3 separate regions of the Homo sapiens genome follow, and regions 1 and 2 are each linked to region 3. Evidence: chromatin contacts called from ENCODE Hi-C or POLR2A ChIA-PET data. All regions are on one chromosome and are shown on one strand. The core of a region is the stretch at or near the end of the contact, and the rest is flanking DNA. Distances in the headings are between cores, read along the strand shown. Region 1 holds the start of GOT1 (glutamic-oxaloacetic transaminase 1). Region 2 holds the start of BMPR1A (bone morphogenetic protein receptor type 1A). Region 3 holds the start of CEP55 (centrosomal protein 55).

The links. Hi-C counts contacts between places; a loop is a spot of excess contacts on that map. ChIA-PET counts read pairs that join two places held with the same protein, here RNA polymerase II (POLR2A). Pooled maps may share reads with other maps.
Region 1: a pooled map shows a loop between it and region 3 (12-fold over the local background). The contact joins the promoter of GOT1 here to the promoter of CEP55 in region 3. A Hi-C loop is called at or near these places in 4 of 50 pooled maps.
Region 2: a loop to region 3 is called in a map of CD4-positive, alpha-beta T cell, with 20 times the contacts of the local background. The contact joins the promoter of BMPR1A here to the promoter of CEP55 in region 3. A Hi-C loop is called at or near these places in 1 of 168 maps with a recorded cell type or tissue (CD4-positive, alpha-beta T cell) and 4 of 50 pooled maps. POLR2A ChIA-PET finds 5 or more read pairs at or near these places in 1 of 52 experiments (K562).

The regions. Positions count from the first base shown.
Region 1 is chr10:99,427,776-99,432,043 of GRCh38, reverse strand. It overlaps GOT1 (glutamic-oxaloacetic transaminase 1), which reads left to right and starts at 1,420. Exons shown (of 9, transcript NM_002079.3): 1 at 1,420-1,596. The coding sequence starts at 1,479. GOT1-DT (GOT1 divergent transcript) reads right to left here and starts at 1,108. Exons shown (of 5, transcript NR_183993.1): 1 at 779-1,108. RefSeq lists enhancers at 840-1,269, 1,450-1,499, 1,520-1,579.
Region 2 is chr10:86,754,335-86,758,519 of GRCh38, reverse strand. It overlaps BMPR1A (bone morphogenetic protein receptor type 1A), which reads right to left and starts at 1,901. Exons shown (of 13, transcript NM_004329.3): 1 at 1,601-1,901. RefSeq lists a silencer at 1,419-2,388.
Region 3 is chr10:93,494,664-93,498,992 of GRCh38, reverse strand. It overlaps CEP55 (centrosomal protein 55), which reads right to left and starts at 2,381. Exons shown (of 9, transcript NM_018131.5): 1 at 2,070-2,381. RefSeq lists a silencer at 2,053-2,562.

The sequences.
Region 1 (4,268 bases), core at 171-2,670, 5.9 Mb before region 3:
AAAAAATACCTGTCAAGTACTATGCTTACTATCTGGGTGACAAAATAATTTGTACAACAAACCCACATGACAAGCAATTTATCTATAAAACAAACCTGTGCATGTATCCCGAACCTAAAATAAAAGTAAAAAAAAAAAAAAAAGCAGTTTACCATCTATGAAGGGTGTGGCAGATATGCAATGTTAATAATAGCTGACATTTAGAGAGTCCTTCTTACATGCAACTAACCACTTCGTAAATGTATTAACTCACAAACTCCCCACACCAACTCTGAGGAAAATACTATTATTTCCACAGAGCAGGAACTTCCACAGAGAGGTTAAAATAACTTGACTAAACCTGCCCAAATTCGTAAGCGGCAGCCAGAATCTAAACCTAGATAGTCCGGTCCCGGAGATAGGTTTTTAACCACAAAGGCATTTTCTAAAATTGTGAAAGTACAGAAGCACAGGAAAGAGACATTTTGGCCAGATAAGGGTTAAGGGAAGGCTTCATGGATGAAGTGGCATTCGCTCTGGGTCTTGAAGGTCAGCAGATGGAGAGGGCTCCTGGGGAGGAAGGACTCTAACGGGGAAGGAACAGCCTGACGAAGAGGAACTTTGGGTACCAGCCAGCTGACGACAGCAAGATCTGGTCCGGTGCGCGCGGGAGGAAGCTGGGAAGGGACGTCGCGCCCAGATCCCGAGGTCCTTGAGGACCAGGCCCTCTCTGCAAGGAATCGGGGAGGAAAATCTCAAACTATTAATAGAAGAGCGGCAAAAAGGAATTCGTGCGCACCCCTCTCTGTTGGAAGGACCTTCCCTGCCAGAGACCAAGGCTGGCAGGACAGGTATACTTCCCTCAGGGGGAAACAGCCGACAAAGGTGGTCAAGGTCGCCCGCGCAGGCTCCGGAGCTGCACGTCCTGGACGAACACTCCCGTCCCGAGCACAGACGCTGGGTATTTGGCTGCCAGCCCGGGCCCGCCAGGCCGGGCCTGGCACCGCCAACACCTGCTCGGCGGGAACAGGAAGACCTGTGTTCGGGAACTCCCTCCGGCCACCTCCCCGTATCCTCCTGGCCCTCGAAGGTCGAAAGGTGGCCTCTCAGGGACACCCGCCGCTCGCTCGGCTCCTCCCCTCAGCCGGGAGACCCAAGGAATAACAGCCTCTGCGATAGGAGCACGCTCTACCAATCAACCGTAGTCTTCGCCCACGCCTCAGCCGGAGGAAATTGCATTGGTTGCATCATTCTCGGCAGCCGATAAATTGTTTTCTTGGATTGGCTAATAGCGTTCCTTCTCCCCTGTGCCTTCGTCGTCAGAAGCTGGCGATTGGTTAATCGCGTTGCCAAGCTTTGGACGCGGCTCGACCATTGGAGGCCGCGGGCCCGCCCCCGCCGGCTAGGTGAAGGTGAGTGTCTCCTCCAGTCGCAACGGCCAGACCTGACCTGCCAGCTCCGGGCGTGGGGTGAAATCTCTTGATTCCTAGTCTCTCGATATGGCACCTCCGTCAGTCTTTGCCGAGGTTCCGCAGGCCCAGCCTGTCCTGGTCTTCAAGCTCACTGCCGACTTCAGGGAGGATCCGGACCCCCGCAAGGTCAACCTGGGAGTGGGAGGTAAGGATGTAGTGCTCTGGAGTGTGAGCAGCTCGGGGAGTGGAGCGGACCCAACCCAGGTCGTGGAGACTGTGGGAGAAGCCGAGGCCCAGTGTGGCGCTGCCTGAAGAGGGCGGCGCCGGAGAGGAGGCTGGATCCACGAAGGCTTCCTAAAACCTGCCCATTTTACAGATGCAGGTGTGGAGTCCCTGGAAAGGGGCGATGTGTCCGAGGCCGCACAAACCAGGTGTAGCAGCCAAGACACAAACTCAGTCTTTCCGATTCCCCATTCTGCCTTCTTTATACTGCATCCTCCTAAGAAATGAGGCTGCCGGAGCTTGTAGAGAGAGGTAGAAAAATAGGAAGCCTGATAGGCTTAGGGTTCTGGTTGCTAGGAAATGGGTAAAGGAGAACTTTTAACGCTAGAAAGCTCTGTTCTGAGTCGGTAAATATTTGAGTGACCACCGAGTATCAATCAGCCACCTTATTAAGCTTTGTAGGGGGAGACTGAGGCTTGATTTTGCCCTTAAGGATTTAAAAATCTGCTGGTGTTACACAATGCTTTGAGACAGGTTAATGCTGCCCCCGGGGGGTCTGGGGAGATGGTTCTGGCCGTCACAGATGTGGTAGGAATGGGTAGAGATGGTGGAAAGGAGTGGAGAGAAGTATGGATGGTAGAAGCTTACTTTCCACACATCCTATCTTCATTTCTTGATTCAAGTGATTCTCTTCTGTACCTTGGACAGCTCAGAGCATGGGCCTCAGTTTCCCCATCTGCCAAGAAGATTTATATTGGAGTGCCTCTCAAATTTTTTACCCCTAACCCTCTCTGATGAATTTGTTATTCTTCTCACTATCATTTGGATGTTTGAAGCCCCACAGACACTTATTTTCTCCATTTGGATTTTGCCACGTGCAAAGACCAGCCAGAGAGATGAAAATGGGTAGGATAAAGTCTTATGCTAGGTAATAGACTTAGAATAAAAGGACTAGAAATTGTGGAAAGAGAAGGTGGAATCATTTTGTAGCAGAGTGTGACATGAAGGACGCTCAGAATCAGGTTTCTCATAGATAACGTTTTGTCTGTGCATAGCATTTGTTAAAAAAAAAAAAAAAAAGTCGGCCGGGCGCGGTGGCTCAGGCCTGTAATCCCAGCACTTTGGGAGGCTGAGACGGGCGGATCACGAGGTCAGGAGATGAGACCATCGTGGCTAACACGGTGAAACCCCATCTCTACTAAAAATACAAAAAAGTATCCGGGCGTGGTGTTGGCCGCCTATAGTCCCAGGTACTCGGGAGGCTGAGGCAGAAGAATTGCTTAAACCCGGGAGACGGAGGTTGCAGTGAGCCGAGATCGTGCCATTGCACTCCAGGCTGGGCGACAGAGCGAGACTCTTTCTCAAAAAAAAAAAAAAGTCTTCACTAAGGAGTATGGGGAGGGGTAAGGAAAAATCCATTGAAAAGTGATGGTTTGTTGAAGCGGGTAATTTGTTGAAGCTGGATGATGGGTACATGGGCATACGTTATATTATTCTCTCAGCTTTTGTATAGGTTTGAAATTTTTCATCATAAAGCTTTTAAGATAAGTCAGTACTACATAGTTTGGCCCATTGAGGGAAAATGATGTTTTTAGCAGGCAACTGAGTGGGAGAAATGTTGAAAGATTGCCTCAAATTGAATTTGAATGGACACCATTTGGTCTCTTAATTTAAAACCAGTCCAAAACCTCCAAGCGTTTCTTTGCAGCGGGATGTATACAAAGAACTAGTATTACTGTCAATCTAAATACATCTTTTTAAAACGTCAGATTTTGCCTGCCACGGTGGCTCACGCCTGTAATCCCAGCACTTTGGGAGGCCAAGGCAGGTGGATCACCTGAGGTCAGGAGTTCGAGACCAGCCTGGCTAACATGGTGAAACCCCATCTTTACTAAAAATACAAAAATTAGCCAGACGTGGTGGTGCACACTGGTAGTCACAGCTACTTGGGAGGCTGAAGCAGGAGAATCGCTTGAACCTGGGAGGTGGCGGTTGCAGTGAGCCAAGATCACGCCATTGTACTCCAGCCTGGGTAACAGAGTGAGACTCCGTCTCAAGAAAGAAAGAAAAAAAAAAACAAAAAACCACGTCAGATTTATTTTATTAATTCAATTTACCTTTGAACTATCTTACAGGGTTTCTGTGAGGATTAAGTACATTTAAAGTGTTTATAGCTGTATTTGGCACATAAGTAGGATTTATATAAGTGTTAGGTATTACTGTTATTGTTGTTTTGGCATTTCTTTGAGTGATTCTCATAAAAGATATTGAATAAAAATTTTCAGTTCAAGAACTGCAAAATGAACTAATTTATGACCTTGGTTCAGAAATAAACTGCTCCTGCAGAGAAAAAGCACCCCGACAGCACAGGCCAGAAGCAATGGACTCAGAATTGGAGTCATTGACTCAGACGGCCACCTCAGCTGTGAAGGTGCCTTTGTCATGTTTTCCAGGAACTCCAACTCCTTACCATGAGCAAATTATTTATGCATGTAATCTCACTGAATGCTCACAACTCTGGAGGGTGGTTTATTACTATTACTGTTTAGAGGCAAGGAAGCCGAAGACTGGAGAGGTGAAGCAATTTGCCCCAGGTCATTTGACCACTGGGTGGTAGAGCTGGGAATCCAGGCCAGGTCTCTCAGGCCTCAGAGT
Region 2 (4,185 bases), core at 652-3,151, 6.7 Mb after region 3:
TAAACTGAAAAAATCTTAAGAACATTTGTACTTTAAAGAACCCAAATACGACAGAGAAAATAACTCACGCTCCACTAAGCAGGAAAATTAGAAGGAAAGGAAAAAAACCCCAAGGTGTTAACTAATAAGAAAGACAAAAAAAAAAAAAAAAATTCTCCCTCTTTGACGGAAGGTTAAGAAGCCAGTAACAGAAGGAATTTAATGAAGGAGCTCCTGCTAAGTGCCTCAACCTCTTCTGTAAAGGGTGGGGAGAAGTGAAGAAAGTAGAAAAAGTTTAAAGTGGGCTCCACGGAAAATGGAGGAAAAATTAAACAAGAACTGAGTCTGGTTCTACTAAAAACGCATTCTACATTTCAATCGGCCTTTCATACACTCACCCCATTCCTAGATCAGAGAATTGCCCATATTTTAGCTTCAAATTTAAAAATCTAAATAATTCTGGTTCACATTCTTTATTTCAACAACTGAAAACAATGAGACGCATTAAGTTACACTCTAATTCAAAGTTTAACTCCTCTCACAAGTAAATACAATAAAGTAGTTGTTTTCAACTCCAGCAACAAAATAGCGATAATTTCAAGTAAGAGTAACTGAAAAATGTTCCTAAACGTAAAAGTGTTTGCAAACAGTTTTGGTTTTTTTTCTTCCTAATTCGTTTGCCAGAATACGATGTTCCTGGGTTCAAATCCCAGCTCCCTTAGACAAGTTAGTTAACCTCTTTGCGACTCGGTTTCTTCCCCTAAAACAATGAGGAATACAATAAACCAGAATCGTTGTAAGGATTAAATGACGTAACACAGGTGCCAAGTTCATACTATGTACTCTGAACAGTTTGTTAACCGCTTAAAAGAGAAAACCTGCAGGAGTTTGACCAAATTAAAACATCTGAGAGCATGAAAGAGTACCACGCTCAAACGCCAGACCCTAACACACAGCATATTATTTTTCTTCCCTGACGCAAGCTCATTTTTTTTTCCTTGCCAAATCTTTCCACTAGGAGTCTGGAAAGAGAAAAAAGGGTCCAGGCAATCCAGCAGAAAGTTTTCCAAAACTGAAGTACGGAATCACCAGGCCACGGAGCGGAGGCCGCGCAGGACAACAGGTGAAGCAGCTCCGGGAGCTCGGGGGCCAGGGCCCCTTCCCGCGGGGACTCGGGGGCGGGCCGGCTGCTCCTCTCACTCGACCCCCGCCCGAAACTCATTTTGTTCTCCCCTGTTCCTCCCCACAGCGTCCGGAGCCAAATCACAAATATCAGCCTCGCCGCTCCGGGGCGGGGAGGTGAGCGCCTTTCCCATTTAAGGATTCCAGAAGCGTCCCCGGAGCGACTTTCGCCCACTCCGCATCCCCAAACTCGGCCTGCAACCCGCGAGTGGGAGACAAAAGAGGGGCCGGCGGGGGACGCGGCGCGGGGTGCCGTGGGTCTCTGGCTGGGCGGTCCCGGCCCAGCGCGCGCCGAGGCCTGCGGAGCTGCCGGGGCCGGGCCGGGCAGCCCCTGGCTCCGGCCACCGCGCGCCCAGCTGCCTCTGCAGCCTCGCCCGAGCCCCTCTGGCCTCCCCGCTGCGGCCAGCCCCTCCGGTCCGCACGCGCACTCCCAACTCACCCGGACCCCAGGGAACGCATCCTCCAGCCCTCGGCGCGGAGCGGGTGGGCGCGGCGAGCCGCCGGGGCGAAGTGGGGCCCGAATCGGCCTTCGCCCTTGGCGTGCAGCGGCCCCGACCCGGTCGCCCCTCGATCGGGCCGTGCGATCTTCGCCGCGCGCGGACGGACGCGCCGAGCCTAAGCCTTCCTGCCCGCCCTTGGCCCTCCTCCCTCCTCGCTCCTGCCTCCTCCCTTCTCCTTCGCCAAGCCCGGCAGGCGGATTCCAATCTCTGCAGCGGCCGCCGCCACCGCCGCCGACTCTTGCCAGGAGGGGAGGGGGCGGCGCGGGTGCGGGGGCCTGGGGGAGGGGCGGGCGTCCGCGGGCCTTGCACGGCGCGCGCGCACTGGGAAGGCCCCCGCCCGCGCCGCGCGCACCCGACCACGGGCGCCTGCCCCGCCCCGCCCCGGACACGAAAAGAGCCGAGCGCACGGCGGAAGCGCCCGAAGAGTTCGCGGAGCCCGGCGCCCAGTTGCCGGGGAGGAGGGCCAGCCGCCGGCAAGGGGGCGCCGAGCTGCTGGTGCGGGCGGGAGTCGGGGCTGCTCCTCCGCGCGGGCCCGCCGGCCCCTCCCCACAAGCCAGCCCCACAGCTGCCGCCCGGGTAGCTTCCCGCAGACGCCGTAGGTAGCACGCGATGGAACGCGGCGGAGGGGAGCGTGGACACGGCTGCCGGGCGCTGCGGCCATCGGCGCCCTGGACGCCCGCTCCGGCCTTCGGGGCCGGATATCCCCACTCTCGCGGGCTCTTTCGCGTGGACCCCTCCTCCGGCCGACACTCACACTGCGGTGAACGCCAGTCAGCTGGCGTGAAATAAGGTCGCTGGGAAGGCACCAAGTCACCAAGGTGGGGGATGGCCAGGTCGTGGTAGTTGCGACAAAGAAAAATATAAGTCACATTGCATTTGTTTCTCGCCCACCCACCGCTCCCGGCGTCTCTTCCCGGGCTCCTTGCCAGCGTGCCGAGGCGCAGGCAGGGTGATGGAGGCTCCCCGGCCGGGAGGATCTGCCGGGGAGAGCGGCTTCCCTCATCGATTCGGGAGCGCCAGGCCCGGCGCGCCCGGGCTCCTGTGACCTGCGAGCCCGCGAATTCCAGCGGCATAAGATAAGGAGCGGCGAGGGCCCAACAGGACTGAGGTCAGCCAGCTATAAATACGCCTCCAGCTCCACCGCGGGCTCACGCTGGTGACCTCGTGTACCCTCCGGAGGCTCATTCCGTCCATTTGGAAAATGCAAATAATTGTCACCACCTCTTTTCTTCCATTTCCCCTCATTCATGGTGGAAAATGCTTTTAAAAGTATTCGATGACCCGTATGTGAGGAAAGAGGAGATAGGCCCCTTTTTCACCAAATGTGACTTTAACCTCCTTAGTAATCCAAGAAATGTATCAAGTTTAAGTCACTTAACAAAAGATGTTCTTTTAAAGGTGCATTTTAAAAAATCACTTTTAAAACTGGGTAAACTGGGTAAAAAGAAAGGGGGAAGGAAAACAATGTGCCAGGCATTTGTATTGACACACATTCTTGCCTGAAGAGGTGTTTAGATTCCAGGGTATTCCCTTATATTCTGGTATAAATGTTTGAATTCCCGTGTATTTTGTTTCAATTTTTTGGTTTATCTTTTATTCTGTCTCCCTTTTCTTCTTTTACCCGCCTTTGCCCTTAATGCTGCAGATAGCCTCTGTCATTCTGAATTATTTTTCAATTCTGTTTTCTTCCCTAATCTTTTTTTCTGGGCTCTTCAGCTGTCTCAGGTTTGACAGTCATGGGTTGTAGTATCTTGCTATGCAGGAAGAAGAGGATACGTGAGATTACTTGCATCAACTAAAATTGGTCACTTTTCTTTCTCAAGTTTCCTTCATAATACCCAGTTTTAGTTTTTTTGTTTTTTGGGGTTTTTTTGTTCTTTTTTTTTTGAGACGGAGTCTCGCTCTGTCGCCCAGGCTGAAGTGCAGTGGCGCCATCTCGGCTCACTGCAAGCTCCGCCTCCTGGGTTCACGCCATTCTCCTGCCTCAGCCTCCTGAGCAGCTGGGACTACAGGCGCCCGCCACCACGCCCGGCTAACTTTTTGTATTTTTAGTACAGACGGGGTGTCACCGTGTTAATAGGTGTTCTCGATCTCCTGACCTCGTGATCCTCCCGCCTCGGCCTCCCAAAGTGCTGGGATTACAAGCGTGAGCCACTGCGCCCAGCCCCAGCTTTAGTTCTAAAGGAAAAGATGGGCCTTTTGCTTAAGGAGATTCACATTGATTGGTCAAAGCTCTCATTGACGTATGCTGAGCAATGTGTCGGCAGAGAAAACCATGGCAAGCGTGTTATTATGCTCTTTATAGTCTAGTTGGATTTTTAGACATATGAATTGGTCTATAAAATAGACAACAATCTCAGGTGGGAACCTTAGTACATCAAGTTTCTGAAATGTACAAATGAGTATTCCCTGGCTTGTGTTATCTGCCACTGTAGAAATGAGAGCAAAATTGAAGCATCAAATTTTAAGTCGTGATATGTTTGCTTCTCTGCAAAAGACTCTCCTTTTCAAATCTTCAGGAATT
Region 3 (4,329 bases), core at 1,132-3,631:
TAATTAAGGAGGTTAAAAAACATTTTTCTACTTCATGTATCCCAAGATAAAATAATGGCAGTGTGATTAAAGGATATAAAGGAGTATGAGCCCATTAGTGCATTCAAAAATTACTATAAAGCCTACTATTTACCAGGTATCCTAATACATGCTGGGTGTAAACTGGTTTAAAAAAAAAAAAAAGACATGTTCCCTAATGTTATGGGGCTTTCAGTGTAGTAAAGGCAGGCAATAACAAGGAAACAAACAAGGGTTCATGAATCCTCAAACTGTAATAAATATTACACAAGAGAAGTACAGGGATAAATGATATCAGTAAAAACAGGAGAGACCTCCTTAGAATGGTAGTGAAGTGACTTTTAAGATTGTCCTGTGTGAAATCAGAACGTCTAAACATATTAGAACTGTGGAGATTGAGTAGAAGAAATCATCTATCAAAAGGTTAGTCCTGGATTTTTGCCATTATAAGGTGAAAGATTGCAGTAGCTCATCCATCAGTTAAAGAAATGCAAGGTTATGGCGTCTCTCAGTCACCTGCTGCCACAGGAAGTTCTTTCCTATGTGTTTCTGTTGATAACACACTGTTGACTTGATATCGTGGGTCGTAGGACAGAAAACTACTACCAAGTCATTGAGACACAAAATGATGGAAATATAGATCTGCAGAACGTGAAAGAACCCCCAAACATCTGCTTCCTAACCTTTGCACAGAAACTCTGGCAGTGAATGAATGACTACTAGTTTCTAGCCTCTGGCCCAGACGGTTTGGATCTCCCCCACCACCTAGTCCCACCAACCTCCTTTCCCTGTATTTTCTTTTTTCTGTTTCTGTTTCTTTCTTTTTTTTTTTGGCGGGGGCGGGGCGTTAGGGGCGGCAGAGTCTCGCTCTGTCGCCCAGGCTGGAGTGCAGTGGCACTATCTCAGATCACTGCAACCTCCGCCTCCCGGGTTCAAGGGATTCTCCTGCCTCAGCCTCCTGAGTAGCTGGGACTACAGGTGCGCGTCACCACGCCTGGCTAATTTTTTTTTATCTATTAGTAGAGATGAGGTTTCACCATATTGGTCAGGCTAGTCTCGAACTCCTGACCTCAAGTGATCTGCCCGCCTCGGCCTCCCAAAGTGCTGGGATTACAGGCGTGAACCACCGCGCCCGGCCACCTTTCCCTGTATTTCCTATTCCAGTCATCCACAGGGTTCCCCCAGTTCAAACCTTCCTCAGCATGCCTTCCCTCTGTGAACTCTTAACAAACGATATAGCTGCCCCACCCCCACCCCTACACAATCTAGTACCCAATTACACTTCCTGCTAACCTTTTATTTTTTCAATTGTTCAACTATTTTTTCAAGGACTGCACTTTGATTTTTGTTGTTGTTGTTGTTACCCACAGAGCCTAACAGCAAGCCCTCAGATATGATTGGTTGATTGGGGCCGGGCGCGGTGGCTCACGCCTGTAATCCCAGCACTCTGGAAGGCCGAGGCAGGTGGATCATCTGAGGTCAGGAGTTCGAGACCAGCCTGCCCAACATGGCGAAACCCTGTCTCTACTAAAAATACAAAAATTAACCGGGCGTGGTGGCGCACGCCTGTAGTCCCAGCTATTCAGGAGGCTGAGGAAGGAGAATCGCTTGAACCCAGGAGGCAGAGGTTGCAGTGAGCCAAGATCGTGCCATTGCACTCCAGCCTTGGTGACAGAGCGAGACTCCATCTCAAAAAAAAAGAAAAAAGAAAAGAAATGATTGGTTGATTAGCTGAAGTGACCTAAGTCATGCTGGACAGGTGACCAAACAAGCGCTTCCATCCAGTAAATGGTACAAGGCCTCAATTACAAGCCGCATCTTCTACAAGGCGACGCCAATCTTTAAAAATTCCCACATAAAATCTCACTTGAGGAGACAGACAGGAAAAGAGAAACTGCAAAAAAAGGCACAAGTTTTCTCACTTCTAAAATAAAGATGTTTGAGGAACACACAACGAAAGTGCCTGCCAATCGGAAAAAGCCGTCCTAACAAAAGACCTTGGGCAAGTCACTTGGCCTCTCTGCGCCTATCTGTAAGGAGATGATACCCACCGCCAAGTCCAAAGAAGCGATCGAAGAGACAACGGTCTTGAGGCGCCCAGCCGGGTGCCAGGCACGAAGTGAGCGCCAGGGAAAAGGACTGTTATCAGAGCGGGCAGAGATTGAATCCCGCGGACGCGATCTGCCCACTGACCTGCCCTCCCTGGCGGTCCGGACCGGCCCGGCCCCGGGGCTGCGGGTCCTGGCCGCCCCTCGCCACCCTCCGCGGTCGCCTCCCTTGGGCCAGCTAGCAGCTGAAGCGAAGCGCGGCGCTCGCGTCGGCCGAGTCACACCATCAGGTGTGGATGCCGCTTCCGGGAGTTTGAATCCCGCGGCTGCAGGGCGGGGCACGTCACTGCCGGCAGGGCGCGGCCCGCAAGAAGGAGGAGCAGCGCGCGCGCGGCGGGGACGCGGCTCCCCGATTGGCTGCCGCCTTTGAAGGGCGGAGAGTAAACCTGAGGGCGGGCCGAGAAGTGGCTGGGGCCGCGGGGCGGGACAGAGGGCGGGAACACTTCCTCCCGGGCCCGCCAGCTAATTCTGGGATCGGGGGTTCTCTGCGGGCTTAGACCTAAACAAGCTTGGTGTCTCGCAGTCAGGGGCTGGTTTTGTGTTTATACGCTTTTAGGAGAAAGCAAATTACTATTTTTAATGGGATAAAACCAGTGACGATGGACCGAGACGAACTAGTTCTGCGCTCTTGAGCATAGATTCTCCCTGTGTGAAGTGCGGCCCCTCCTGCCCTGGGACAACGGGATTTCACAAAGGAGCACAGCCCCCTTGTCATCCCCTCGGGTCTCACTCTGTCGCCCAGGCTGGAGTGGAGTGGTGCAATCATAGCTCACTGCAACCTCAGTCTCCCGGGTTCAAGCGATCGTCTTGCCTCAGCCTGCCGAGTAGCTGAGACTACAGGCGCACGCCACCACGCCCGGCTAATTTTTTATTAAAAAATTTTATACAGACAGCGGAGTGGGGGGGGGGGGGGGTGGTCTCACTTTGTTTCCCACTCTGATCACGAACTCCTGCCTTCAAGTGATCCTTCCACCTCGGCCTCCTAAAGTGCTGGGATTACTGCCAAAAATCAGCAGCACAGCAGGGAGTGTTAACGGGAGAGATGAGAGGCACGCCCAGGTTGAACGCTGAGATTATGAATGCTAGCGGACCGGCTTTCAGACCAGACTGCTACCCTCCAGCCTGATATCTATCTATTGATCGATTCTAGCTCTTGATTAGCCGCTTTGAGAACGTTACTGCTGAGAGAAGAAGCACATGAAATGTTTAGCAGGGCCTCCCTTTCTCTCCTAGACCCAGCATAAACTCGCTGGAGATTTAAAACAGTAGATACACAGTAGCAAAACATCCTAGGTACACAATATTGTACAAAGGTTATAAACTCTAGATTAGGACTTTCTAGATTTAATTCCTTACTGCCCTGACTAGATGTGTCTCCTTGGATAAATTTATTTAACCTATTTGAGCCTCGGTTTCCCGATGTGTAAAATGATGCAAATAATAATATTTACTTCACAGCTCGGTTATAAGGATTAAATGAGGAAATCCGGCCAGGTGGAATGGCTAATTCCTGTAATCCCACCACTACGTGAGGACGGGGAGCGAGGATTGCTTGAGGTCAGGAGTTGGAGACCAGCCTGGGCAACACAGAGAGATCCACTCTCACCCCACCCAATCCCTGTCTCTAATTTTAAAACTTTAAAATTTTTTTACATGAAAGAAATTCATGTAAAGTGCTTAACATTTAGTAAATGTTCAATTGATGTTAGCCATTGTTAAACAAAAGGCAACACTCAAATGTTACTGAATAGAATGGATGAGAAAACCATGTGGGGAATTTTAAAGAATCAGAGAAACAAAACCAAAACAGAATGCAAGATAACGTTTGGTACCTGCTTCCAAGGAGCTCCCATTTCTGAAGGGAAGGTAAACTAAAGTATCAAGTGGGATTAGGGTGGGAAAAATCAGGGCAAAAGATAAATCATCGTGTGAACATTATTCATTGCCCAGAGTTGAGGGGCAAAATTAATTTCCACAGAGATTTACAAAGATTCTTAAAGAGATATAGAGAAAAACATTTCCCTGTTCACCTTCAAGCCAAATGGGGAGCAAAAAATGGGGGAGAGGGAGGAGGGACCCTGGAGAGAGGTGGCACCTGGCGGACTGGCACCTGGGTAGCCAGCACCCAGGCCTGCTGTGCCAGACACTCCAATTCCACACCTGCCCTCCAGGACCTTCTTTTCTGGCTAAAGGTCGCCCTGTG